Regions from separate parts of the Homo sapiens genome. Here regions 2, 3, 4, 5, 6 and 7 are each linked to region 1. Evidence: chromatin contacts called from ENCODE Hi-C or POLR2A ChIA-PET data. All regions are on one chromosome and are shown on one strand. The core of a region is the stretch at or near the end of the contact, and the rest is flanking DNA. Distances in the headings are between cores, read along the strand shown. Region 1 overlaps LOC105374235 (a long non-coding RNA gene). Region 2 has its middle 51 kb from the start of LINC00501. Region 3 overlaps LINC00578 (long intergenic non-protein coding RNA 578). Region 4 overlaps LINC00578 (long intergenic non-protein coding RNA 578). Region 5 overlaps LINC00578 (long intergenic non-protein coding RNA 578). Region 6 overlaps LINC00578 (long intergenic non-protein coding RNA 578). Region 7 has its middle 35 kb from the start of LINC02015.

What was found. A loop is a pair of places that touch in the nucleus more often than their neighbours do. ChIA-PET counts read pairs that join two places held with the same protein, here RNA polymerase II (POLR2A). Pooled maps may share reads with other maps.
Region 2: a map of heart left ventricle shows a loop between it and region 1 (2.7-fold over the local background). The contact joins two enhancer-like sites. A Hi-C loop is called at or near these places in 4 of 168 maps with a recorded cell type or tissue (aorta, cardiac septum, heart left ventricle and 1 more) and 4 of 50 pooled maps.
Region 3: a pooled map shows a loop between it and region 1 (2.0-fold over the local background). The contact joins two enhancer-like sites. A Hi-C loop is called at or near these places in 4 of 168 maps with a recorded cell type or tissue (Caco-2, Calu3, PC-3 and 1 more) and 6 of 50 pooled maps.
Region 4: a loop to region 1 is called in a map of MCF 10A, with 2.7 times the contacts of the local background. The contact joins two enhancer-like sites. A Hi-C loop is called at or near these places in 3 of 168 maps with a recorded cell type or tissue (MCF 10A, PC-9 and cardiac septum) and 5 of 50 pooled maps. POLR2A ChIA-PET finds 5 or more read pairs at or near these places in 1 of 52 experiments (BJ).
Region 5: a map of endothelial cell of umbilical vein shows a loop between it and region 1 (2.4-fold over the local background). The contact joins two enhancer-like sites. A Hi-C loop is called at or near these places in 4 of 168 maps with a recorded cell type or tissue (IMR-90, PC-3, PC-9 and 1 more) and 4 of 50 pooled maps.
Region 6: a map of heart left ventricle shows a loop between it and region 1 (2.8-fold over the local background). The contact joins two enhancer-like sites. A Hi-C loop is called at or near these places in 3 of 168 maps with a recorded cell type or tissue (Right ventricle myocardium inferior, heart left ventricle and heart right ventricle) and 4 of 50 pooled maps.
Region 7: a loop to region 1 is called in a map of heart right ventricle, with 2.7 times the contacts of the local background. The contact joins two enhancer-like sites. A Hi-C loop is called at or near these places in 12 of 168 maps with a recorded cell type or tissue (A673, IMR-90, PC-3 and 7 more) and 10 of 50 pooled maps.

Annotation. Positions count from the first base shown.
Region 1 is chr3:178,318,726-178,322,545 of GRCh38, reverse strand. All of the region lies in intron 2 of LOC105374235 (a long non-coding RNA gene), which reads left to right. Among named protein-coding and RNA genes, the nearest start is that of LINC01014, 99 kb to the left of the region's middle. RefSeq lists a silencer at 2,379-2,579. Within about 2 kb of position 2,030, at least 6 of the 41 ENCODE cell types and tissues checked have a DNase peak (open chromatin) inside an H3K27ac peak, as active enhancers do; they include heart right ventricle and thyroid gland, where a contact is called at or near this core.
Region 2 is chr3:177,343,969-177,347,788 of GRCh38, reverse strand. No RefSeq gene overlaps it. Among named protein-coding and RNA genes, the nearest start is that of LINC00501, 51 kb to the right of the region's middle. RefSeq lists enhancers at 1,701-2,218, 2,739-3,258. Within about 2 kb of position 1,993, at least 34 of the 41 ENCODE cell types and tissues checked have a DNase peak (open chromatin) inside an H3K27ac peak, as active enhancers do.
Region 3 is chr3:177,514,213-177,518,032 of GRCh38, reverse strand. The region is part of intron 1 of LINC00578 (long intergenic non-protein coding RNA 578); the gene reads right to left. Among named protein-coding and RNA genes, the nearest start is that of LINC00578, 74 kb to the right of the region's middle. RefSeq lists an enhancer at 724-1,488. Within about 2 kb of position 1,597, at least 15 of the 41 ENCODE cell types and tissues checked have a DNase peak (open chromatin) inside an H3K27ac peak, as active enhancers do; they include thyroid gland, where a contact is called at or near this core.
Region 4 is chr3:177,595,599-177,599,418 of GRCh38, reverse strand. The region is part of intron 2 of LINC00578 (long intergenic non-protein coding RNA 578); the gene reads right to left. Among named protein-coding and RNA genes, the nearest start is that of LINC00578, 160 kb to the right of the region's middle. Within about 2 kb of position 1,783, at least 28 of the 41 ENCODE cell types and tissues checked have a DNase peak (open chromatin) inside an H3K27ac peak, as active enhancers do.
Region 5 is chr3:177,613,359-177,617,178 of GRCh38, reverse strand. All of the region lies in intron 2 of LINC00578 (long intergenic non-protein coding RNA 578), which reads right to left. Among named protein-coding and RNA genes, the nearest start is that of LINC00578, 170 kb to the right of the region's middle. Within about 2 kb of position 1,983, at least 9 of the 41 ENCODE cell types and tissues checked have a DNase peak (open chromatin) inside an H3K27ac peak, as active enhancers do.
Region 6 is chr3:177,721,993-177,725,812 of GRCh38, reverse strand. All of the region lies in intron 3 of LINC00578 (long intergenic non-protein coding RNA 578), which reads right to left. Among named protein-coding and RNA genes, the nearest start is that of LINC02015, 93 kb to the left of the region's middle. Within about 2 kb of position 1,677, at least 21 of the 41 ENCODE cell types and tissues checked have a DNase peak (open chromatin) inside an H3K27ac peak, as active enhancers do; they include heart right ventricle, where a contact is called at or near this core.
Region 7 is chr3:177,779,825-177,783,644 of GRCh38, reverse strand. No RefSeq gene overlaps it. Among named protein-coding and RNA genes, the nearest start is that of LINC02015, 35 kb to the left of the region's middle. Within about 2 kb of position 1,909, at least 14 of the 41 ENCODE cell types and tissues checked have a DNase peak (open chromatin) inside an H3K27ac peak, as active enhancers do; they include heart right ventricle, where a contact is called at or near this core.

The DNA of each region.
Region 1 (3,820 bases), core at 781-3,280:
TCATTTAAAAACAATGGAACAGCAACACCTGACCCCTGAGTCTCTTCTGAGCTTCTGTGAAACTTGTTGGGCACTACTTATTAGGAACAAACGATTACATTCACTTCTGCATTTCTGTAAAACTTATTGAGCACTCACTAGGTGGGCTTTGCTCCACCTTAACTTTGTTTCCCTTGTTTCTTACTCTCTTCCCTATCCTCCTTCCTCTAGATCATAATTGTCTAACTTATACTTATGTCCTTAAAGCAATAATTGCAGATAGACAAACTCCTAGCTCAAAGATACAACATTTCACAAAGCTTTCTTTCTTCAAACTGCAGACACCCTAGTGACTCTGTCTAGAAATGGTTGTCATTTGCACTGCTGTGTTTTCAGTCACTTCAGAGAAACTAAAATATTCGAAATGGAGAGAGAAAAATGCAATAAAAAATTGAGGCTCAATGGCTTTTGTATTTACACCTCATCCTCAACCCTGAGCGTCAGACTCTCATATCCAGCTGCCAATAAACTTTTCCACCTGGATGTTCAAATATTCGATTGTTGTGTATCTTGCTATGTGAAAGGCCCAGTATTTATGACAAGCATTCTAAACTCCAGTCACTCACACACTATTTGTTTGTAGAACCTCCCTAGCACTTTCTTCACTGTCTGCCCCCTGCTCCACTATCCTTTTCTGCCTGGGTAGCACATACACATTTCTGCAAAGCCTCCCCTGACTTCAGCCCTCTAAAGCTCCAAGTATAAATTTGATGTCCTATTCAGTGTTTTACCACATTGTATGGCAGGCAAGCATTGGTTAACTAGGCCAGTGCCCCTACTGCACTGTGAACCTGGAGGGCCAGACTGTGTGTTTTATTTCCAAACCCCTAAATCCAAGCATAGATAAGACCCAAAGCTAGATACTTATTATTCCTAACCTCGATATTTTTTCTGAGTCCATATAAATGACACATCCAGATAGGCAATTGCATTACTGTGTAAATGATCCCTTCATCATTGATAAGACAGAGACCCAGTTCAAATGTACTTTCTAATTGCTTGATTTGGGCAAACCACTCATTTTCTCTGTGTTTCTGTTGATTCTTCTAAATGAAAATAATAGCACTTACTTTGGCTTAAAGGTGGATATATTTATCTAAACAATAGATTACATGCAAATGCAAGATGTTTTCATTATCATCTGCTAATGTTTTTTCTTTTTTTTTCTTTTTCTTCTAAGAAAAAAGAATGGGAGAGGGAGTTGTGTCGTGAAAGACACACACAGGTTCTTTTAGAGCTGGAAGAGAAATTGAAGTTAAATCTGCCAATCTCTAAAGTTTACAGATGGGAAAAGTGAGATCCAGCACAACACAGGCTTGCTGGAGTCATGTGGACCATGGGTAGCAAAGCCAGAAGTGCTTTCTGGCCAGTTCCCAGCCAACTGTGATAGCTGGTTGCTTCTCCTAGCAAGATTAGCAATGAATCCTAGGCAAATAAATGTTTAAAAAGTACCATTGATTCTATACCTGCCAACCAATTTCCAGGGCTGGCAATCTGGCCTCTAGGGGAAGGGACAGTCCTGTGGGGGAATATTACAACTGGGAAGCTTCCTGACATGGAGGCACCATTAACATTCAGATTGTTTTCACAGAGGGTAGGCTGTGTTTGGTCTGCCAAGGGGAGAAGGAGGAAGCAACAAAATTCTGATTTCTCCTATTTCCTACTATTCTTTGTGTCATGTTTACAGTGCAGGGGGTGGATAGGACAGACTGGCATCTCTCCTGATGCCACCTCCCTCCATGGAGCCCCCCGCCAAGGCTCACTAGCAGTCCTGTGAGATGAAGATTTTATGCTGGTATCCTGGCCGGCTTCCATCTGGCCAAAGGTATTTTATCTAAATATTTCCAAGGCGCCTATCTCTGCAGTATTGAAGTGCTCAATTAGATATGGCCTAAGTCTCTGAAGCATATCAGTGTGCACTGCTGAACAGCTGCTGCATTCCAACAGAGGGTGAAGTCATCTCTATATATAGAGCATGGCAAGCTGTTTGGAACTGAGGCAGATTTAAGCAGGCAAATGCACACCTGAGTTATAAGTCAGTCACCTGCCCAGAGTGACAGAAGGGTCTGGAAAAATCTCTACTTCCTTAAGTGGTGACTAGCAAGAAGACCACAGGGTTACTTTTTCAGCTATATTTTTTTTTCTGTAGTTTACAGACTCTCTTTTTTTTTTCTATCAACTCCACAATAGAGAAAATCATGATCTACAAAACTGGCTTTATTTTCTGCCATGATTTTCTCTTAACAATCTGTGATTTGTTTATTGATAAGAAGTTTGACATATATTAGCTGGTATCCAGGGGAGTATTGTCATCCTTTAAATAGCACTGTAGGAATTAAGGCATTGTGTACTTCTTCATTTAATATCTATCTTCCCTATTGGATTGTAAGCTGCTAGCTCTTGGCACAACAGAGTGAAATAAATATATAAGTTATGACCATTTATAATCTTCTTGGAGTGTGATTCTCTGGTTCCAACTAAAAGACTATAATTATTGCTCCTTCCAAAGTAATCTGGAAATCTACTAAATCCTTGGGCTAGTTCTGAGAGATATATTGCTATTAATATGGTGACTGATACGTGTCATTGGAAGGGTCCTGGAAGGTCATCTAGATCTCTACCTCATTTGAATAAACATAAGTTGCTTTGGTTTGGGGACAGGGAGACAGGGACAGGACAAATAGCTAATTGTGCAAAAATGCTTGGAAATGACTCAACCACTTAATACCTGTGTTAATCTGGGAAAATCGCAGAAGCACAATGGGCTTAAGTTCTGTCATCTAAAAATAAAATAAAATAAATAAATGGAAAAGAAAAACCTCATCCGAATTCCAATTCCCACCCAGGGCTACAGGGAGGATCTCCTTCAGAAATGTGTCTGAAAATGCTATGCAAATTATATCGCACTCAGACATGAGAAGCATATTCTTATTTTTATTACTGTGTCTTATCTGTCAGAAAAGGTCAGATGGTCACATGAGCATTCCAATTCTGGTCAGCTAGAGGCAACAGCTCCATTTCAGCCATTTCTTCTTGAGCAACTGTAATGGAGCAGCTGTAATGGTGTATCAAGCAAACAGGCAGGTGAGAGAGAGATTCCTGGGAAAGTTCAGTTTCTGGCTTCTGGTATTGCAAATCACCTGAGCAGAGAATCACTGAGACTTCCTCTCATCCCTCTTCACTCTGTCCCTTAGCAGGTAGCGACTGTATCTCATTTCATGATGTCAGAAGCCACCAAAGGTCAAAAAGCACCTAAATGAGGAACACCAGACTAGAACATTCCATTTATGACCAATGCCTTGCTTATCCCACAGCTCTGTTATCAGTTATTGAAGCTACAGCATCTCTGTGGGGATGGGGAGATAAATTACTTCCTGGGGTTATACTCTGTCTTGGCTGTCAGGACTCAGATTCCTATATGATGAATTTATAAACTGAACTTTGACTTCTGTGAAGCAGGCAAGATGCAAATCCTTGCTAGTGCTGATCTGTGGGACATGCCTAGTTTTTCATTGATTGGTTATTAAATCGAGCCAGGATGATGTAAGCACATGCTACAAGAAATGTGAATCAAGGAGCCCAAAGCAAAGAAGACCTCTTGGGATGAACAACTTCCTTAAATCGGTTATAAAATTCTGCCATGGGTCATGAAACTCTATTCTGTGTAGAGAATAACCCAAATAGGTGAATGCATTGCTAGGGCTAATACTTCTTTTTTAAGTTCCCTGAAGGCATAGATGACAGCATGTAAGTCTTCGTTGTCCCTTAATTTTTCTCGTTC
Region 2 (3,820 bases), core at 744-3,243, 970 kb after region 1:
GCACTGTTAAAGAGGTAACCCTGGAACCGTGCCTGGATCACACAGAGGCTCAAAAAGTGTTTTTTGGTCCTGTTTGCCTCATAGGTATCTTTTGAGATGTACATAAGAAAAAAAATAGATGCATGTGCTGGTGCAGTGCTATATAAACATGAGCTGATGCTAAATCACTATTGTAGTTATTCATTGCATTGCTGTTATTAGCAAAGATAATGTGTGTGTATACAATAGATATTATGGTTGTTCGAAGAATTTAACTGAAATAATGTATATCGCCATGTTGAAAGTAGCCCTTTAGGATTGATTTTTTTCCTAAATACGAAGTATAAACTTTGTTAAAGTTAAACAAACAAACAAAAGACAATGACCTCTGAGTGGAAGACTGACATGAAGAAAGCACTGAGTTAACTGAGAAGAATCCAAAGAATCATTGACGTACCTAGGCTTTCATCCTAGTCTGTCAGCTGAATTTTTACCCAGAATAGCAACTAAGAAAGTACTTAAACCTACTCTTGTCTTAATCTTCACAGAATTTTACTTTTTCACACATGGCTGTCATATCTTTATTCTGCTTCTTTGTAATATTAAAAATATTTTGCAGGAGCACTTTACCCAACACCTGTTACTGCCTTAGGTCAACAACTGGACTTACCTTAGGTCAGTTCCTCCTAGGATACCTGGAGCCTGGCCATTTCTGGGCATGTCCCCTTGTGAGCTGTGTGCAAGGAGCCCCAGAGTCCTAGAATCCTATGGGTGTAGACTGGTTTCCTTAGACCCAGCCCCACAAAAGAGAACATGAAACTAGAGAAATAAGCAGGTAGATCCCAGACCATGCCTACTCTGCTCAATAAATAGCAAAATAAAATAATAATAATAATAATAATAATAATAATGATTTATTTGAACATTGTAGATTTACTACCTCTTCTTTGCCAGTGTTTCATGAAATTTCCAGAGTAGAATACATGGCTTAAATAATATATTTCCTCCTCATTTATCAGACTTCTTGCACTCAGCATTGTTAATTATATTGTGGAGGGTGAGAAGCATGAAGCGTGGCGATATATTATGATCCAAATACCACACTAAATAAACATCTGGAAATGGATCATTTATAACACAACTGTTATAGGTTAGTGAGTGTATTTTAGGGTAAGCCGGGGAATACATATATAGCTTACAAAAAAATACGCTTAAAATCATAAACAAATGACCTACTTGTAGTTTTGTCCTCGTTTTCAGTAATAAGCCCTTTTCATGTGAATCCACAGTTGTCACTTACAAAGAAATGCTCTAAAGCTGAACTCTTTTATAATAGCATTATAATTTTAGACTGACTCCTGAGCTCCAAACCACTTAGAAACTTTTTACCAGCTCTGAAATAGATAGCAGGGTAATACTCATTTAATTCCTTTGCACAGTAATCTGATGGCTGAATATGCTTCAGAGATTCTTTTAGGGCTAGCAGGGGAATGAAATCAATCATAGTGCATAAATTACAAGAAAAGTGCTGTTGGTGTCAATTACCTAAGCTCTATGAATGTAAGTCTTCTAATTTCCTGTTAAATCAGTAATGTTACCAATCTTACTCTATTATTTTAAATAGGACTGTAACTGCAGTTGCTAGGAGTTGAATGAGGGCAGACAAATGTGAATAGTTAATGAGTCTCAGCAACTAATAGCAAGTTGAAGGTGTCAATAACAGGGATATTATAACATGACTCTCAAAGCTCCACCCTGGTGTCTACAAAAGAAGGTTTAATTCTTTCTTTTTTTTTTTTTTTTAATTTGTGCCCCTATACCCTCCCTAAATCAATGTAGTACACAGCAAATGCCAGGTGAATGTAGGTGTTCCTATTGCCATAGTGAGTTCCTACCTTCCCCCAAAGATAATGGCCCTGAGTTGGTACAGGAAGTCTTGGCTGCACTTTCCCTAGTAATCTACCCACCCCCACTGCTAGCGGCTGCATTTCACTGACTCATAGTTTCCAAGTATGATCAGCATGCTAACAGGAAAGATACAGTCACTGGGCAAAGCAGCAGCCCTGGAGCGCTGGCCAAGGCCTATCCAATAACTGCCACCATTGATGGCAAAAAGGAAATAAGGAACACAACAACAATGACACAAAAACCTAGAGTACAGGAACGTTTTAAGAATCAAACCCCTGCTGTTTGTCGTTTCTTCAGCACACCCAGTGCTTCCCAGTACACAACAAACTGGATGGGGGAGTGGGGTTTTATTTACCATTTGGCTATCAGTTCACGTCCTATTCTCTAAAAATAATAAAATTGGTCGATGGCGTTTCACACTGAATAATATTACAGGAATCAAACTGGCTGGGAGCCAAAGTTACGCTGAGGTTTGGCTAGGCCTGGATTTGTGTCCGAGGGTATCAAATACTGTATGATCAGGTTAGGTTTTGCAGTGCGTTGCAGACTTCCTCCTGTTAGGAAACATTCTCACAAACGGCACACAGACTACCCTATTCAGCCAGTACTTAAACAGGAAACCATTCCACCCTTCTGCTTTCCTTGGTAAAGCCTTATCTTTGAGTCAAAGAAATGTAACTTTCTAAATCGCCTCCATTCTTTTTTAGTTTGCATTCTTTTGTTTGTCAGCATTTTGCAAATTTGCAGGTATCTACAGTTCCCTAACCCCATTCTCAAGTGCCCTATTATCCCCAATTTCACTCTCAGAATACTTCATGAAAAAGAAGAATCCTATGACAAAGGATAACTATTATTAAGTCAATTGTCAACCCATCAGATGAACCAAATAGCTAAATTCTAAATAGATTTAAATAACCGGTGAAGAGCTCAAGCAAAGTCAGGTCTTAAAGTTATATTTAGTCACTTGGTCAGTTCTCTAACTGCCTAATAGGCATTCTCAGAAGAGAAGTTTGCTTTAGCACTATGAGATTTAAATGTAAAACAGAATAAATAAATAGATACATGGAATAGAACAGAATAGAATGGGAAGAAAGCAGCCCACGTCAACTCTAATACAACTTGTCACTATGGGAACATTTGTTAGAACTGAAGAAGATTAAGGCCAAGGAAACTGGCAGATCTCCCAGTACAGATTTCCTAGGCTAAGAAAAGGCCACAGCGGCCGGGCGCGGTGGCTCATGCCTGTAATCCCAGCACTTTGGGAGGCCAAGGCAGGCGGATCACGAGGTCAGGAGATCGAGACCATCCTGGCTAACACGGTGAAACCCCATCTCTACTAAAAATACAAAAAATTAGCTGGGCGTGCTTGTGGCCGTCTGTAGTCCCAGCTACTTGGGAGGCTGAGGCAGGAGAATGGCGTGAACCCGGGAGGCGGAGTTTGCAGTGAGCCGAGATAGCACCACTGCAATCCAGCCAGGGCGACAGAGCAAGACTCTGTCTCAAAAAAAAAAAAAAAAAAAAGAAAGAAAAGAAAAGAAAGAAAGAAAAGAAAAGAGAAAAGAAAAGGCCACAGCGATCCTATATGTGGCCCCAGTCTGTCTTGAATCATGAGTAAGGACACTGTCGTAAATTAAGCTGAAATATTTAGAATTATGACACTCATTTGACTGTATGAGGATTAGAGGGAAACTTAGAGGAACAAACTCAATTTGCACATATGGAATCTGAATCACAGTGAGATCCAGGGGCTGTAGAAGTCGCAGAACTTATTAATAATGGACTAGAGTCAGGATCCCCTAGTCCGCAACCTCTGGAATGTTCCACTGCCAGTCTAGCCATATCTGGTTTACCTTACAGATTATAAGGTACTTAAATGCTGATTAGTTATCTATTTTCAACCTCTGTGACTGTAAATGAGATTAGAAAGTTTGTA
Region 3 (3,820 bases), core at 348-2,847, 800 kb after region 1:
CAGCCCCTAACTTGCTCTGATGGGCCATCTAATCTGCAGACCCAGGCCCTTCTCTCTCCCCATCCCAGCCCATCTTTACTCTGTTCTCATACCTGACAGAGACAAAAACCCAATTAGATAAATTAACTTTTCATTTTCTAATACAAAAATTAGCCGGGCGTGGTGGCGTGTCTGTAATCCCAGCCACTTGGGAAGCTGAGGCAGGAGAATCGCTTGAACCCAGGAGGTGGAGGTTGCAGTGAGCTGAAATGTCTCCACTGCACTTCAACCTAGGTGACAGTGAGTAAGACTCCTTCTCAAAAAAAAATTTTTTGGCTGGGCATGGTGGCTCACTCCTGTAATCCCAGCACTTCGGGAGGCCAAGTCGGGCAGATCACAAGGTCAGGAGATCAAGACCATCCTGGTCAACATGGTGAAACCCTGTCTCTACTAAAATACAAAAAATTAGCCAGGTGTGGTGGCGCGCACCTATAGTCCCAGCTACTCAGGAGGCAGGGGAATCACTTGAACCCGGGAGGCGGAGGTTGCAGGGAGTGGAGATCGTGCCACTGCAGTCCAGCCTGGAGACAGAGCAAGACTCTGTCTCGAAACAAAAAAAAAAACTTTTATTTTCTTACTGCTCATGTTGCCTTTAGGTAGTCACCTAATCAAAAAGTAAAAACGAAGCTATCACTTAGAAATTCATCTCCTCTCATTTTACATACAGTGGAATGACATGAACTCAGTCCACATTAACAGGCATTCTCAAATTCTACCATGGGAAAAAATACTGGTTGAGGAGTCAGAAAATATGGGCTATTTAATAGATTATCTCTCATCGATGGAACATGGGCCTTTACTTCTCTGTCCCTAAACTGAAATGACAGGGCTTAACCTGGTGGTGTCTAAAGTCTTCCAATTCTGAAAATGCCCTGGCCACAGAAGGTATCAATTTTCTAGTTGGGGGCGCTGTGTGTTTATTTGTTTGTGTGTTTATAACTCTCTGTATTTTCCCTGGCAAGAGAAAGGGTGTTCTACAACCATTTATTCATGATTAATGATGTGGCTTGTGAACTTGAACCAGAGACTGTTCACCAGAAGCTTTTAGTTTGAAAAATTCCTGACTGTGGCCAAAACCAATGCTATGAAACAAAAGAAATGAGACAGTGCCTGCCTGCAGCCCACTGACCTGCAGCCCCAGGCGGAGCTCAGGCCGAGACCCCGAGAAAAGGGAACAGCTGGGGCCTGCTGGGACAGCACACACGGCCTCTCACCAGCTCATGCTGCACCCGATCTGAGGCTACCCAGCAGCAGTTTGGCTGCCCCCCAACCAGATTATAAATTCCTCAAGGGCAAAGAACACATCCTTTATATTTTTCCTGTATCCATATGGTGCAGAAAAAAAAAATAAAAGATTTTTGGGCTGGCATCCCAGCCAGAAACTGAAGAATGTTATCCATCCCCCACCCCCACAAGCCTCCTCCTCCCTTAAAATCACAAGAGGAAGACATTCAGGAATAGCTTTTGAGAAATGCCTCCCTCCTTCCGGCCTAAGAAGATATGTAAGTAGTTCATGTTCTCCCACACTGGAAGGGGAGACTCAAGCCCGTTGATGCATTAAATGAGACATTCCTGAATCAGAAGGATCATAGGTCAGCTCAAGCATTCGGTTGTGTTTGCAGCTCATTTCAGTAAGGCTGATTAACAGAAGAGCCAGACCCTTGTTCTGGCACCAGCTGTGTGGCCGGAACCTCTGTGACTAGAGACACCCCAGCCGGAATCAACAGGCCCGACCTGGACACGTGCATCGCGGCAGCAAGGTTAGCCAGTGTCAGCTCAGCCAAAGAATTTCTGGTTGTGCTGACTGAGAGGGTACACTCAGAACTTTGGACATGAAAGGATTCACTGAGGGATGAAAACACGGTATAGCATACCTAAGTATCCTCAGATTTTAATTTTGTCCCCTCTATAGCACATTTCAATGAGTAACACACAGCTAGGTGAATTACTGGTCACTCACTAAGCAATTGTTAAATTATTCTAGCTTCCTTTAATGAGAACAGAAACAAAGTTGCCACATACACACTAGTTCTGCTTTGTGATTTATTGTTGCCCATTGCCATCGTCATCATCATTGTTATCATTACTAAAGTAATATACACTTAGTGTAAAAAGAAAAAAATGCCAACGGTGTACAAGGAGATAAAGTTAAAGTTTCTGTTTTCATATTCTCTTCTAATCTTTCCCCCATCTCAACTTGACCCTCTCTGAATTGTTTCCTAAAACTACTAGAAGATTTACAAAAACTTCTAAAAATGTGCCATATATCACATACATGTAAATATGCATAGAAAAATATTACAGACATAAATGCATATAAACACAAACATATTCATGCACATACCTATGTATATATACAGTTTTTTCCCACAAATTGATCAGAGTACACTGTCTGGGACATAATGTTTTCACTTAGTATATATCTGACATTCATAGGAAAGCAAATAAATCTATGTATTCTTTACAATGACTTCATAGTATTCTATTATAAAGCTAAGACATAATCTATTCTGTGGGGGGTTTTTTTGTTTTGGTTTTGGTTTTTTGGGTTTTTTTGCACCATCTTTTCTCTGGAGTCCATGTTTCTAATAGTTTATTCCTTCCGAATTTATTTAAGCTCAGTTTCCAATGCATGGAGCTGACTGTTCTAGTTGTTCCTGCCACCACTGTTGCTATTTACGGGTTATATTTTTGTATATTCCATCTGTCTTTGTCTCTTTGCCTGTACAGTTCATACATTGCTTTATACTGCTGAAAGAGCCCCTCCTTGCTATCCTCCGAGGGAAACTCACACCTCCTCTGATTGTCTCTCGCACTTTATACACTGCATCTACCTGTGCTGAGCTCCGGTTCCAGGCAAGCACATTGTCTCCCAGGCCTTGCTGACCCATAGTGCTCCCTTCCTGTGGCACTCCCAGTCTGGATTCTCCAGGCTGCATTTCACCTTTGACCATCCATCCTTAAAGGACAGATCTCAAGCCTTTGTCATTCTCTAGGGAACTATGCCCTGGCTGCATAGCTACAAGGTCACTGACCTCATGGGTTGCAATGTCCTACTTCAATTGAGCACATCTGCTGGGCCCCAAATGGTCTTACCCTGTCATATTTCTCTCAACATCCCTGCCTCCCAGTTTCTCTAAGTTGCCAAATAAGAAGGAGGAATTTCCAGACAAAGCATCACCAAGGAGATTCTCACGCCACCCACCCTCACCCTTCTTTGTGCAGAAATATAGGTCTCTTGTAAAAATGTTATTCTTGTTCCGCATCGTGGGGGCAAGGAACAATATAAATCATGCTAAGACAGGAAATGTAGCTCCTCGTCAGACTGTTGTTATCCCACCAGAAATGTCTCCTTAGGATCTTGAATTTTGCTAACACCTTCCTACCGCATCATATTTGGACTACACCAGCCTGAGACACATGAATGTTCTTTAAACAGCAGATAGCAACATGAATAGACTTTCTTGTTTCATAGGCAATTGGGAAGGGCGGTAGGACTGAATGCAGAGTGCCTCTTCTAAACATACATCGCAGCTGTGTAGCATCTCATAATGACTTCACCAAAAAAACACACAAAGTCTCCAAGAAGAAGATGTCAATCATGGAGGGGGAAAATCAATCTGTAAAGCTCCCGACTAACCAAGAAATCCTTTCCCTCTTCTTTAAAGGCCCAAGACATTTTTTCTCCTGAATGGGGGTGCCCCTTGTTTAGGCATAGCTTGATGGCTGCAAGGTTGCAGCTGTTTCAGTGGAGCCAGCCAATATCTATCAGGATGTTAGA
Region 4 (3,820 bases), core at 534-3,033, 720 kb after region 1:
AATGGTTTCTGGGACCAAAATGAATAGCACTTTTTGTTTTATTTTGCTTCTACCTTACTTTATACTAATTATATGAAGTGGGTTTTTCAATGTACTCTCTGCTTTTACATTCTGTCATCAGCTCACTTCCTCCCTCCCCTCTGCTTCCACCAGTTGGGGAAAAGTCTCTCATACATGATTATTGGCAAAGTGTTCCCACAAGTCATTAATTGAATCCTATTTCCCACAATAGCCATAGTACAAATTATTTTACATATCCAATTGCAAAATAGATGGCCCTGAATTTGTTTTTAAGACACTCATGTTATACAACTCAACTAGTATGGATGGAAGAAATCTAGTCTTTAGCATTATATATTGGTGTCCTAGTTCGTCAGGATCAAATTGATAAATATGAGAAAATTAAGCTAGGCGCTAAGTTTCGTGAGGGTATGGACCATTTCTCGCCACCCACCCCAATGCCTAACACAGTCCTGGCATGTGGATGGCATCAATAACATTTGAACTAAAATGTAATCGAATTGAATAGAAGTTTAATGATATCGCCAAGCTTAATTAGGCTGCAGCACTGTAAAAAAAAAAAAAAACTGGATCCTAAATAGACTAGTAGGTTCAGAAAACCCTGTCTGGTGGGTATCCGTCTGCACAGCATAAACAGACTGCTGCATTGACTGGAGAGAAAATAGGGAGGTAGGAATTTGCCTATGCAAAGCCAAGAAGCTGGCACTTTCCACCATTGGGTATGCAACCTGGTGAAATTTGGCAGTCAGTCTTAGCCAAAGGGGAAAGAAGCCACTCTGTCTTTAAGGACAGGCTTTCTGGAGAGACCTGCTTTCAAAAATCTCAAGGCCGTGACAAGTCACCACAAATCCGTCCTTTGCTAAACTGACTCTAAAGTGAAGCAACTGACTCCCTTCTGTGTTCCAAAAGCTTTTACATATTCAAGAGTCTTTTTCATACAGTAGCTCCAGAAAGACCTTTTTGAGTTTTTTTTTTCTTTTTTTCCATTTTAAACATCTTTTGTCTGGCAAATAAAGTCATCCTTCATCATTTTAATGTGTAAAACATTTCCAGCCAAAATGTGATTGAACTGTGCCAGATCAAAGGTTATAATGCAATTTGTCCAAGTCAGTAGGAAAATAGAATGTTAAGCATGAGAAACATTCTGAGACAGCAGGGGTGAAATGTAGTCCCCTCTCCACTGTGAACAGGGTAAGAGAAGATGAAAACCCAGGAAAAACAATTCAGCAAAAAAACAAGAACATTCAAAAGCCCAGAAGAGAATTCTGAAGTGCGGAGAAGACCTGGAGAATGTCATATTAACGATGAGTGGCAACTGAAAAAAAAGAAGAAAACCTTTCAGGAAGTAGAGGATACACGAAGTCAACAGGAAATGAACTGTGGGTTATTTAAGGTTATCTGAGAGCTAAATGTGCCCTAAGTGTGACCCAGTAAAGGAGGAAAGGTCTCTATAGAGATGCTAAGAGGTTGTCTGCTGGATGCATTACAGTGGGTATTAGACTTCTGGTTGTTTTTTTTTTAATCAATATGTGATCCAAGAATCACATCAAAGAAGGCCTCTCCTCCAAGCCCCATAAGCCAAACATAGGCTGCCTACGTTTGAAAGACCTGTACATACACAGATCCCATCCCTCAACTGCCTCCGTGTGTTTTTAATGGACTCTTCACAAGCCTAAACTGGCTATGTTCCAGCCATGAAGCATGAGGCTGGAGAACAGCTTTTTTGTCTTCACCAGCCAAGCATTCACTTCCTGTGAAGCCAGATAGATAATGAGAGGGAAACAAAACCGCGTTGCAGGGTCATCAGTTCAGCCTTGCCGCTTCTAAACAGAAATATATGTAGTGAATCAAAAAAGGCTTGTCTGAATGTGCCTTGGTCGAAGCACTGAGAGTCTACCTAGAGCATTCAGCAATGTCTGGAGCATTTCTGGAAGCCATCCACAGGAAACTGAAGCCACCGCATTGATTTCATAAGGATTCATTCTCCCCAGGCTGCTGGGTTTAAAATGGGCTGAGTGAGCCAGAGTACAAATTCAAATTTGCTTAGGCAATACCGAATCCTGCTAGATTGTAACCCTCTGCTGCCAAACTTCTGGAAAACTGCTTAAATTATGGCCATAATGTCTCTTGTCAGAAAACAAATGGATAAAGTCTTCTCCCACTTCCTGGGAAGAAACCAGTAAGCTGGGATAGCTTGGAGCACACTGGAACATTGCAAACCACAAATGTCTAAATTACCCAGCCAGGTGAGTCCATCCAGTTCTGGTCTGAAATGTGCCCTGAAGCAATACAGACATGCAGAACAGAGTTGCCCTGGCATAGTCAGCAGCGTGGAAAGCTGTGTGATTAAAGCCAAGGGATGTGCATGGGAGTTGTATGAGTGAGCAGAAGGAGGTATAGCTTTTGATACAATCTTCCTCCTTTGGGATGGAACACTTACACCTCTGGTTTTCATTTGCAAAGAGAAAAAAAAAGCAAAAGAATAAACAACAGAAAATATGACTTTGGATGCTTCTTTCAACATCTGAGTAAACCTTTAAGGAGATTCCAGGCAATAGAACTTGGCACTGTGCTTCACAAGTTGGTGTAAAATAACTGGTGCCAAATGCTAAAAGGGAATATCCTTATGACTCTGCATGAAAACTCTGGCAAAGCCCACTCCCTTGCAAAAGGGTCTTCCATGATGCTTTTGCCACAGAAATCCAGTATAATTCCACAGCACTGGGGTCTGGCACCTTTTCCTGGCATGACTCCTTGCTGTACGTATATGTGTATATCCAAGCATCTATGCTTAATGAGCATGCACTCAAATTCTATCTGGCTCGCCTAGTTAACAAGGTTTGGGCAGTCAGGAATATGTTGGGGCAATCACAGCATGGTTTTAAGATAAAAGGAAGGTGTTCTCTTCCTGGAAAGACTCCAGCAGTCCACAACCTAGACAAAGCCACGTCTGAGTCAGAGCCTGTGACCTGTGAATGTGACCAGTTCCCCAGAGTTTCTGGAAGACTTCACTGTAGTCTCCTTCAGCAAGTGAATTGCTCCCAGTCCCACCTCAAGCAAGTTGACACTGAACAGCAAATCTGCCCTATATTCAGCTGAAAATTCATGTTGGTTTGAAAGCCAAGAGGAGGGGATAAAACCTCTTGATGAAGCTAATAGGAGGGGTTTACATAAAGATGCAAATACAGTTGAGAATAATCTCCAAATTGGAGGTGGGGTTATGATTGGTCCTCATCTCTAGAGATATAGACAAAATCATTGCTACTTTAATTATTCATCGACATAACACAGGGATCAGTCACTACGGTTTAATAAGAGAAATTGTATTCTAGCGCCACTGACCTCAAGGAGCTTACAACAGTCATCATAAGCAATACTTGTAGAGGTGTTTGACATTTCACAAAATGCTTGTTGCATGTATCAGTGCAGAGATATGTAAGAGAAACATAAACTAAATGAGAATAAAAGAGTCATTATAAACTGGTGTATAATAATACATCAAATGACTAGTACTAAGAGTCATCACTGGGATATCAGAGGAGAAAATGGCTGCTTCAACCAACCAAAGGATGATTGGGAATGGAAAGTTTATGAGATGGGAGATTTGAAAGAGGAAAAACATTCTTACCAGAGAAGATAAACATCTTTTTTTTCTGTCAGATAACAAACTATATTTTGAACCTTTCTATGTTGTAGGCACTGTGCCAGGTGCTGGATTTATAACCACAAAAACAGAGGGGCAGAATGTCTGCATTTCCAGTGGGCAAGACAGACAATGTGTAAGTAAACAAGTAAATAA
Region 5 (3,820 bases), core at 734-3,233, 710 kb after region 1:
ATTTTAAAACATATACATTGGAAAAGCATTTAGAAATGTTTGTGACAGTGGAATCATTTCAATGTACTTTCCTACCTCCTTTGTTATCTTTGTCCATTTTGTGTTGGTATAACAGAATACCACAGACTGGGTAATTTATAAAGAAAAGAAATTAGGCCCGGCGCGGAGCCTCACTCCTGTAATCCCAGCACTTTGGAAGGCCAAGGCGGGTGGATCGCCTGAGGTCAGGGGTTTGAGATCAGCCTGGCGAACATGGTGAAACCCTGTCTTTACTAAAAATACAAAAATTAGCTGGGCATGGTTGCGGGCGCCTGTAATCCCAGCTATTTGGGAGGCTGAGGCAGGAGAATTGTTTGAACCCAGGAGGTGGAGGTTGCAGTGAGCTGAGATCGGGCCACTGCACTCCAGCTTGGGCGACAGAGGAAGGATCCATCTCAAAAAAAAAAAGAAAAGAAAAGAAAAGAAATGTATTTCTCATAGAGTGCATGTGACAGAGAGGGAGAAAGAGCAAGACAGTGATGCAGCAGAACTTGCTTTTACGACAAACCCACTCTCGCAATAACTAATCCACTCCTGCAATAACAATATTAAGCCATTCATGAGGATAGAGCCCTCCTGACCTAATTACCTCCTGTGAGGCCCCACCTTCCAAGACTGTTGCATTGAGATTACATTTCCAACACATGAACTTTTGGGGGACACGTTCAAACCGTAGCATTTGTCTAGCAACTTCCTAATGTTCACAACTCAGATCCTGCCTCCTAGATTTCCCTCTGCACTCCCATGCTATTTTTTGAAACCTATAATTCCATCGCTAAAACCAAGTCAAAGACAACCATACCTTTGTTTCCTCATCTGCAGGAGGTGATAACCGATAGTATTCATAGAGGCAAAATAAATTAATGCCATGTAAGAACAGCATGTAAACCATAGTATCATAAAAGTATTCACTATCATTATTCAAGTAATTTTCACATAGTAGGTCACCAATATCGGATCATTGAATAAAACATATACCTTGTTCAATAGATATATCAGAATTTATACATCCAAAGGTTTGTTAGCCTCTTTCATAAAATGAGCTACAATCTCACTTCATAAGTTAAAAATAAACATTCATTGAATCTAAGCTACAGCTTTATGCATTGAAAACATTACCAACTTATTTACATAGCACATTAAAATTTTACAAAGCACATTTACAGGGAGAGAATTAATTTAATTTTCTTCCACACTATGTGATACAGCTCTAGTGCCAATCATAAATGACAAACCCTTAATACATTTGCCCATCTGGGCTCCTCTTTCCAAAGTACCTAAGTATCTAGTGAGGTGCAGTGGCTCATGCCTATAAATCCCAACATTTTGGGAGACCGAGGCAGAAGGATCATTTGAGCCCAGTAGTTCAAGACCAGCCTGGGCAACATAGGGAGACTCCCATCTCTACAAAAAATTAAAAAATTAGCCAGGCATGGTAGCACATGCTTGTGCTTCCAGCTACTCGGGAAGCTGAGGTAGGAGGATTGCTTGAGCCCAAGAGGCCAGGAGGTTGAGGCTGCAATGAGCCATGATCATGCCACTGCACTCAGTTTAGGAAACAGAGAGAGACCTTGTCTAAAAAAAAAAAAAAAACAAAAACAAAAACAAAAAAAACAGTTCTAAGTTGTAGTTGAAATCTGCAGTAACTGTTTAATCAATGAGCTTCTAATGGTCTTTTTATTATGATTATCAAATGTCTATGCAAACATTTCTTCCTCTGAACTTCACCCTCCTGAAAAGGGGCAACTGTGAATGACTATTCCCTTTCTATACCAGTTCCAATAGCACAGTGGAGAGGGGAGGGAAAAATAAACACACACATTTCTAACTTTCCAGCCTACTGACTGGTCTGCCCTTTCCCCTGGCCAACATCCTCAAAAATATGATAATGAAGTGGTTTGTGTGATTGTGAAAGAGTGTGTGCGTTTCCCTGGGCTGGAGCCAAGGGAGAGAAAGAAGGTATCCAAACACAGCTGCAGTTACCTCTCCCCGCTCAGTCATTTCAGGGAAATGGACTCAGCATATCTGGAAGGAGGTCAACTGGGGGACAAAATAAAAGGCTCTCTTGGTTGGTTGGTTCTGCACAGATCCTGAAAGCAGGCTTCAGGCCTATACTATAACAATCCCTCTGACTTTGGCAATAAAATGAAGGAGAAACATCACAGAAAATACCAAAGGAAGAACCAGTCAAATCCCATTATCACAAACTCCCAGAAATTTGTTTAATTATTTTAATATTTTCAATATAGCTGACTGGAGTGAACATTAGTTAACATGAGTAAGTGATAAATTGGATCTAAATTGTCATTTGTATCTATAGAGATGTTGCTATAAAGAAGTATGTCCAAGTTAGATTTTCACCTAGGCAGGTTGGGAAAAAAAAGATGAAAAAATATGTGCATTCTAACTATTTTCTACAAACTATATACATAGTAGATTATTCCATTGTTGACACTTCTGAATCATATGGCCATGGAAATTAAGGGGATCCCTTAATTGAACCCCTCAATTGAAAGAGGAGCAAACTAAAGCACAGAGTACATTGTCCATATAAACAACCACTTAGGGCTGCCATCTTCAATGGGAAGGTCTCTCTCAAGTTATAGACTGAAATCTAAGTCTGGCCCAGCATTCACTGGGCACCTTATTTTCTACCTACATTTTCATAAGATGTATCACAAACTTCAGCAATTATTTGTTGTGTACTATCTGCTATATATTTATGCAAGTTAACATTGAAATAATAAAATGAGAAGCCATTAGACAGGAACCCTGGGTTCCTACCTAAGGAAACTAAAACCTAGCTCAGCCTCATTTCATGCAAGAGGCTAATTTAAAAGAAATGAAACTTAAGCTCAACCAATCACATAGCCAACTGGGCATTGATTATTGTCTTGAACTTCCCACCAAGATAGTCCAAATAGGGCAATTTTCCAAACTTCAACCAATCAAATAATTTCTTTGCTCTGCTTTCTCATTCACCCTGTAAAAGCTTTTCCATCAACCACCTCTGCTGAAGCCCTGAACCACTTCCAGTCTAGAGCTGTCCAATTCATGAATTGCTGTCTGCCCAAATAAACTCTTTAAAGGTTTAATCTGCTAAAGTTTCTCTTTTAACATTAATCTTCTATTTAACATTACTATAAACTCCTTGAAGGCTACCACTATGGCAAAATGATTCTGAATCCTCCTGCTCCTGACACCTCCTGGGAACAGTGCTGAAAATCCAACATTGACTAAACCCCTTTCATTGGCAAATAGGCCCAGAGGGGCCAAGATGAGGGAGACAGACTCAAAAAAGCTCTTGTCCTCCTAAAGTTTAAAATGGAACAGGCAGAGCAACCTAAACAGCTCTAATACAATTTGCCATGGTAAAAGTATAGACAGTTCTGTGTGAATGCAGGTAACAGGGAGACTAATTCACCTGAGAGTATCTGACAAAAGATACTCAAAATATGATCCAAGAGCCAGCTCTCATTATTACTCCATATGAAATAAGTTCAGAAATTGAGAGTATTTATTTAGAAACTCTTACAGCAATTGACAAAGTAGAAATTCTACCTGCTGAATCTCATAATAAAAAATTACAACTTGTGCTTTGTGCTTTGTATGTCTGTGAGCAGATTGGAAATTTTCAAAAAAAAAAAAAAAAAAGGGAAAAGGAAGGAAGAGAGAAAAGGAAATTGGCCCTTCTGCACAAAGAAGTTGAGAAGAGTGGTCTTCAATGAATCAGGCTTGACCTAGTCCTTGCAGATGAGTAAGACTTCCACAGCTAACTATG
Region 6 (3,820 bases), core at 428-2,927, 600 kb after region 1:
AATCCTGTAAAAGAGGAGTCTGTGAGCTTCTTGGACTTGGGCTGCTGCCATCCTCCTCATGTCTCTTTATCTTCAAGAGTCTCCGTTGCATTCACAAAGGAATGAAGACAGAGTTAATTAGAGGAAAAGTTAATTAGAATCTAGATCTCCTAAAATGTCTCTCTACCTTCAGCGATTCTTCAAGTTACTAAAAGTGCTGCTGAGAGGAAAAGATTTGCATTGAGGCAGAACTTTGTGGCTGTAAAAGTAATTCCAAGATGACTACAGAGAGAAGGATGTGACTTGTAAGTACAGGAACACTTGGTATTTTCATTTACAATAATTTGCCTTTGGAGGTAGCTCTAGATATTAGGGACAGAAGGGCCAGGGAGCTGTGTCAGAAATGACTATTCACTTCCCTCAGGGAAAGAGACCCAACCACCTTAGATAAAAAGGGAAGAGGAGAAGAGGAAGTTAGACAAAACTGGGTTAAGGAGCAAGGCTGGAGAAATCTTCCTTCTCCACACAGGGACTAATTTTAGTAGTCAACTGTGCCAGTAATTTAACCCATGGCTCTTTCAATCCAAGGTTCTATTTGGAGAAGTTTTTTCTAGAAGCAAATTGACATTTGGAGCACAAAGGCAAGTGGATTAAGGCGAAATGATATGCAAAGCCAGGGTTTGGTTTTTTTGGGGTGGTGGTGGTGTTGTTGTTGTTGAGGTTTTTTTTGTTCTAAATACACATAGGGAAATATATTCACATGTACATTCTTCAGAAGGGCTCTTCCTTTTGCACAATAAATTGCTACCGTTTGCTTTAAAAAATATAAGATTCAACCCCAGGTACTCATTTTGTCACATCCTGGTGCCAAAATTCATATCAGGGATAAGTAGATAGAAAAAGAATTACTGCATCACAAATACATACATGGAGGAAGGGGAATTCTATTCACATGGATATTTCATGAAATAAAATGAAAGCAACTTCTGGAACCCAAGAGACCTTGGGTCATATCTTCATTTCAACCTCATAGTTGGAGGCCTCTGCACTGCAGTTTCCTCATCTCTAAATTGAGAGGAATATTATCTGCTTCTTACAGTTGTTATAAGGACACAAGGAGGCTATATGCTAAAATTTAGCCAACTGCTTTGCACATAGTATTTATTCTATGAAAAAGAATTATGTTGGCAGGAACTTAGAAGGCCATAGGAAAGATCTTCACAAAACGAGTTTCCTGTTGGGGTGTGAGGGGTGGAGGTAATAGTGGTTGCCATAAAAACCAGTTTCCATATCACCAGATTTACTTGCCTCTCTCTCCCTGAAGTGAATGTTTCATCTGGCACTCAACAAAATGAATTGCTGGGCCCCTGGTCGAGTGCAAATCCAGCATCTATTATTGGCATCTTTCTTAATGTCTTTAACACCATCAAAAAAGTGGAGCAACCAGCCAATTGGAGACTGTTCAACACTAAATAAACATTTGGAATAGGGCCATGCCTTTTGCAAAATTACAATCTGCTTAAAATAGCCTCAGAGGTCAGTTTTAAATATGCTCCATTGGATATCCACTTTTGTTTACTTCTATCCAAAGGCAGTTTGGGGGCAAGCAACTTAGACAGCTGCTTGGGGCATCAAGCACTAAGTGCAGACACTGCTGTTCCTTGGACAAGACGTGCTGCGCCCTGCTTCTATTTTAAAAGTCCTCCAGCTACAGTTGCCAGAGAAGGCAAGGGCCGTTGAGCAAGTGTACAGGCCTTACAAATGATATTTCAGGAAGGAAGTGGATAATACGGGCAGGAAGAGAGATTGGCTTACATTTCTGATCTGGAACGCTATTTGGTCTTTAACTGTTACTACCCCAAACAAAATTATTTCTTGGTTTTCTGACAGATAGATAGATGGATAGGTAGGTAGATACATAGATAGATAGATACATAGATAGATAGATAGATAGATAGATAGATAGATAGATAGATAGCAAAAACCCCTTAAAAGCGTATTAAAAAGTTACATGTCTCAAAAAAACACTTTAAGCAATTAGTTTTAAATGTAAGATATCCCTCATATTTTCATATTTAGTAAAATAATAATAATGCTATCAGATATGCTCTTTTGGCTGAAAAAAATTAATTGCCAAGAAGAGAACTTCCAGACATTGACGAGGATGGTAAATTTATTATTGAAACACCGTTAGAAATATTTAACACCAAGTGTTCTGAATAAACTAGTTTTCATATTCTCCACTAATTCATCTCAAAAATGAGGACAAAGAGACCTGGATCTAGCAAGTAAGAATGTTCTTAAACATCCAGAATATTATATTTGAAAAAAGAAAAAATTATTCTGAGAAAATCTGCCTTGTCTACTCAAGCAAGCCTGAACTGATTCCACTTCACTGAATGTTTATATAATATATAATTACTCCACTCCATTCAGGAGCTAAGTATACACAGCTTGTGTTTGGTCCCAATTGTTTTAGGTATGTTTGTTTCCTCGACTAGATAGTAAGCATTCTGAGAAAAGTGGCTGTATATTATATTTATTCCATACTTTTTGGTTACCTGTTTAGTGCTTGGTACATAGAAAGCCTTCAGTAAATAATTGCTGAATGAAAAAAATATATTGCTACAGTTTGCAGTGTCTCTAATAATAAATATCTCTTCAACTAGTATTATAGTCAACATGTAGGCATATCAGAATCATCTAGGAGAGCATTTAAAACATTCCTATGCCCCATGCTAGAAGTTGGTTTTAAAACAAAGACAATAGAGTTATGCCTTTGTCATGAAGGAGCTTAAAAATCTAGGGTAGAAGGCAGGCATCATAGATAAAGAAATACGATTCAAAATTACTTCAGATAGACAAGTTACATCTCCATTGATCATACTGCAGTTTCTTTAGTTACCTATAATTTCTGAAGATATACTATGGTAATCTTAATTGGACCCGCATATTCCCTAAGCCTTCTTCAATAACTTATTTACTAACAGTCCTCTAAGATAGAGTTATTTTTGCAGATGTCTAAATTCATCTGTTGTATGCTGATGCTAACTAGTTTTGCTTACAGAAGGGAGTCCTCTTTATGCATTCTAGGGAAAAATAGCATGCATGAAGTAGCTTTATGTCTATAACACAATATACTATATTAACACTATGCATTCCAGCAAAGATAAAATAACATAGATCCATTTTATCTTCCCACCTGAAACAAATAAAAAGCTGGAAAAACCAGCTCTCAAGATATTTGACATTGTGCAAAGAAGGATCGTGATTCCTGAGACATGTGGAACAAAGGAGATGAGTCCTGCAAATGCCCCCAGCGTACTCCCTGGAGAAAGATTCCAGGCTGTGCTGCAGGGAAAGGGAATCCAGGCAGAGCAGCCAGACTATCTGAGTTGAGGAAAAGGAGATGAGAGTCCAGAGAAGCCAGAGAGAAAACTTTCAAGATTTGCAGAGAGTCTCCATCAAGTATTCAGCTAAGTACTGATGAGCAAATGAGAATGAGAAAATTACCCAAAAAGATTTGAGGGATCAGTGCCCAGAACTTACCCAGAGCCAGTAATAGTGTCTGTTCTTCACAGCCAGAGTAGACAATCTCATAAATCATGGTTTATAGATTAGATCAAGAGTGGGCAAACTATGACCCATAGGCCAAATCCAGTCTGCCACCTATTTTTGTAAATACAGTTTTATTGGAACACAGCCACACCCATTTATTTATGTACCTTCTATGGCTGCTTTCAGGCTATAACAAGAATTGAGTAGTTGGAACTGAAACCAGATGGCCCACAAAGTCTAAATTATTTACTATCTACCCTTTACAGAAAAAGTTTGCTGACTC
Region 7 (3,820 bases), core at 660-3,159, 540 kb after region 1:
TATTGTATCAGCACAAAAATGATCCAGGTGAATGATACTAACAATAAGAGTGCTACCTGAGATGTCCCTGACATATTTCCTCCCCGAAGTACAAAATGTTCTTCTAGCTATTGGCTCATTTGTCCTTTCAAAAGAGACAGATACTACTATGCTATTATTAGTAGTAGAGAAGCGTAAAGCTTTAAGCCACAGTTATCAGCAGAGAAGGTAAGCCAAAATAAGAAAAGGCCTAGCATCTAACTTTAAAATTGCCACACATTGAAGACAAAAATTGTGTTTTCTCCTTCTTTTGAAAATCCTCAGTTGCACAGTGGAAAAATCAATAAATACAATAAATTAAACGAACATTGTCATGTACTTTGCAGTTTGCCATGGCCACCTCTATGCTGCCATTTCTAATCCTCAACACTACTATGGGCAAGGGTATTTTTATCTCCATTTTCTAGATGAAATTGAGGCTCAGAGAGGTGAATTTACAACTAAGATTGTGGAACTAGTAAGTGGTGAAGCCAAGACTCAAATGATCTTCTGACTCTAAATCCAGTTCTTTTGTTGCTACACTTCTGACTAGCAGTTGATAAGAGGGTATTTTATCCATATTTCAAATCAGACAGAAACTCACAGTGCTTCATATTGTTGCATAGGGTAAGAGGAAGATGAAAAATAATTCACCCAAACTATTAAGACTTTAGGCTCAACTGGGAAACATGAAAACAGCTATCTCAACAAGATCTGGTTTTATCTGAAAATGAATATATATATATATACGTAATCATCAGATGTAATAAACCCTGAAAAAACCTTTGAGTTTCTCATCGGCTCAGGAGTGGTCAGTCTGACTCCTAGAAAAAGAAGTGAAGCTGTTCCTATGGCTATAGCAAGAAGTGTAAATCAGGTATGAGTATGATTTAACTACATAATTTAAGCGGAGGCCTACCACCAAAATGCGGACTATTAATTATGTTAGAAACGAGCAGGTTCAGCTTGGCTTGCTATTCCAGAGGGTTAAAGGAAAGGCAAGTTTTAGCATTAGTATCATTAAAGCCATAAAGAAAAGGGGTAAGGGTAAGTAGATACTATCCAGGTGATGGACTTTCAGGATGGACTTATAACTACAGAGCTGTGATAGGACCTAGGAGCACCAGACACTGAGTTAGAGAGGGCGAGCCACACCTCTACTCAGGCGAGAATCAGAATAATGCTGATGACCATCCACTGGGCACCTTCCAAAGCCAGGCCTGGTCCTAGACTTTTAATGCACATTACCTCCTTTCAAAACCCTCACAACGGCCCTGGAAGGAATTATCCCATTTTGCAGCTGAGAAAACAGGTTCAAAGTGGTTAAGCAAGTAAGTAGCAGAGCTGACGAATTTCGGCTTAAGACTGGGCCTCTTCCTCGGCACACCTCTCTGATGAGGTGAGGTTAGGGTTGTTCTATTGCAGAAAAATAACACAGCAGCTGAAAAGTTCAGGGATGAAGCGGGGCAGTCAGCAGAAAGAGAAAGGACACAAGAAACCTGCCCCTCCTCCCTGCTGCCTCATCTCCTTGGTCACAAACAAGCTCTCTTTCTCCTCCTCCCTCTCCCCCAGTCATGAGGGAGATCAGAACAGAGGGGAGAAGTAAAGGAGGTCTGTCAAGACCCTGCCCTGGCCCCCACTAAGAGCCACTATTCAAGTCTGGCCAGATGAACTGTGACTTGCTCCAGGGTCACAGATTTCCAGGGGGCCTCCTTGGCATTCATCCCTAAAAACCTTGCAATTGGGCCTCTCAGGCTTCCAGGGACATGTGGAATGGATTATGTTTCTAATCATAACACTGTCCAAGCTGTCTTCAAATAAGGAACTTGTGAGAGAAACAACCCAAATTAGGAAACCAACGTAGGCACGGCAGGAGTGGCCTTCAACCTCTCCCACACGCTGCCAACATTCTTCTCCTCTTGCCTGATACTGTCATTTAAGCATCCTGCTAACTGACAGAATTTTTCACAAGGCAATCTCTGTTTTTGGAGAACTTGTACCAGGTTTATTTATAATTGTCCTATTTCCAAGCATCAAATTTGTTATTTTCGCTGCTGCTTTTATTATTGGGAAACACTCTCCCCTCACCCAAAGACTCTGGTCCTCTTGAATTTTATTTTCTAGAAAAATCACCAGGCTCCTGAGTCTCAGAATCTCTTACTGAATAATTAGCAGAGTCACCATCAGCTCTGCGGGATTCATAGTGGGTATTTATGCATGCTCACTCTTCACTATCGCCTCTGACTGCAGCTCCAAATCTTTGAATTTGGGATATGAATGATCTGAATGATCCTCCTCCCAGCGGTATCTCATGCACATTCCGTCGTCAACTAGAGACCTGCCTCAGATCCTGCTAGGTGCCTCAAACCCCAAGCTTTACCCTAGTTCCTAATTTATCTCCCACAGCTAAGGTATCTCTTTAACAAAATAAAGACATTTGAGTCAACAATAATAAACAGCCTGGGCTGGGCACAGTGGCGCATGCCTGTAATCCCAGCACTTTGAGAGGCTGGGGTGAATTGCTTGAGCTCAGGAGTTCCAGACCAGCCCAGGCAACATGGCAAACCCTGTCTCAACAAAAAATGCAAAGATTAGCCAGGCGTAGTGGTGAGCATCTGTAGTCCCAGCTACTTCAGAGGTTGAGGTGAGAGGATCACTGGAGCCTGGGAGGTCAAGGCTGCAGTGAGCCGAAATCGTTCCACTGCACTCCAGCCTAGGCAACAGACAAAATTAGAACCATAATTATGATAAACACCTGCCCCCATAGGGCAGGTACTATCATTTTAATTTTCCAGTTAAGGAAACTGAGGCACAGAGCAATTAGCTTGTTAAAGATCCCACAGCTAGTAAAATAGTCAGATTTTGAACTATAATAATCATCACTGGTACACAGATTCTCTCTCTCTCTCTCTCTCTCTCTCTCATTCTTTCACTCCCTTTTTAAAAAGCCTTTTGCTTGTAAATAATTTCAAACTTACAAAAATTGGCAAGAATAAGAATAGTACAAAGAACACTGACATACTATTTACTCAGATTTATCTGTTAATATTTACCCTATTTGCTTTATCATTTGCACTCTCCATCTCATCTCTATCTACATAAATAAAATTTTATATTATACAACACATATTACATAATCTAATAAATAGATATTAAAATACATAAGATATTATATATGATATGTTTTTTCTAAGCCATATGGAAGTTGAATACATCAAGCCCCTTTACCCTTAAATAATTCAATGTGTATTTCCTGAGAGAGATTCTCTTACATAATCACAGCAGAATTATCTAATTCAGGAAACTTAACATTAACATAAAATTTTAATCCAATCTATTTAATCTAGACTATGTCCATAGTCTAATTTTTCCAATTGGCCTAAAAATGTCTTTTATATCATAATTTTTTTCCTCCAGTACAGGATTCAGTGCAGAATCAGGTATTGCACTGGTCATCTTTCTTTAGTCTCCTTTAATCTGGGACATTTCTGCAGCCTTCTTTCTTTCTTTTTTTTTTTCTTTTTTTAATGTCATTGACATTTTAAAAAATACAGGGGAGGTTGAGGTGGGCAGATCAAGAGGTCAGGAGATCGAGACCATCCTGACTAACACAGTGAAACCCCGTCTCTACTAAAAAAAAAATACAAAAAACTAGCCAGGTGTGGTGGTGGGCGCCTGTAGTCCCAGCTACTCAGGAGGCTGAGGCAGGAGAATGGCGTGAACCCGGGAGGCGGAGCTTGCAGTGAGCCGAGATCGAGCCACTGCACTCCAGCCTGGGCAACAAAGCAAGTCTCCGTCTCAA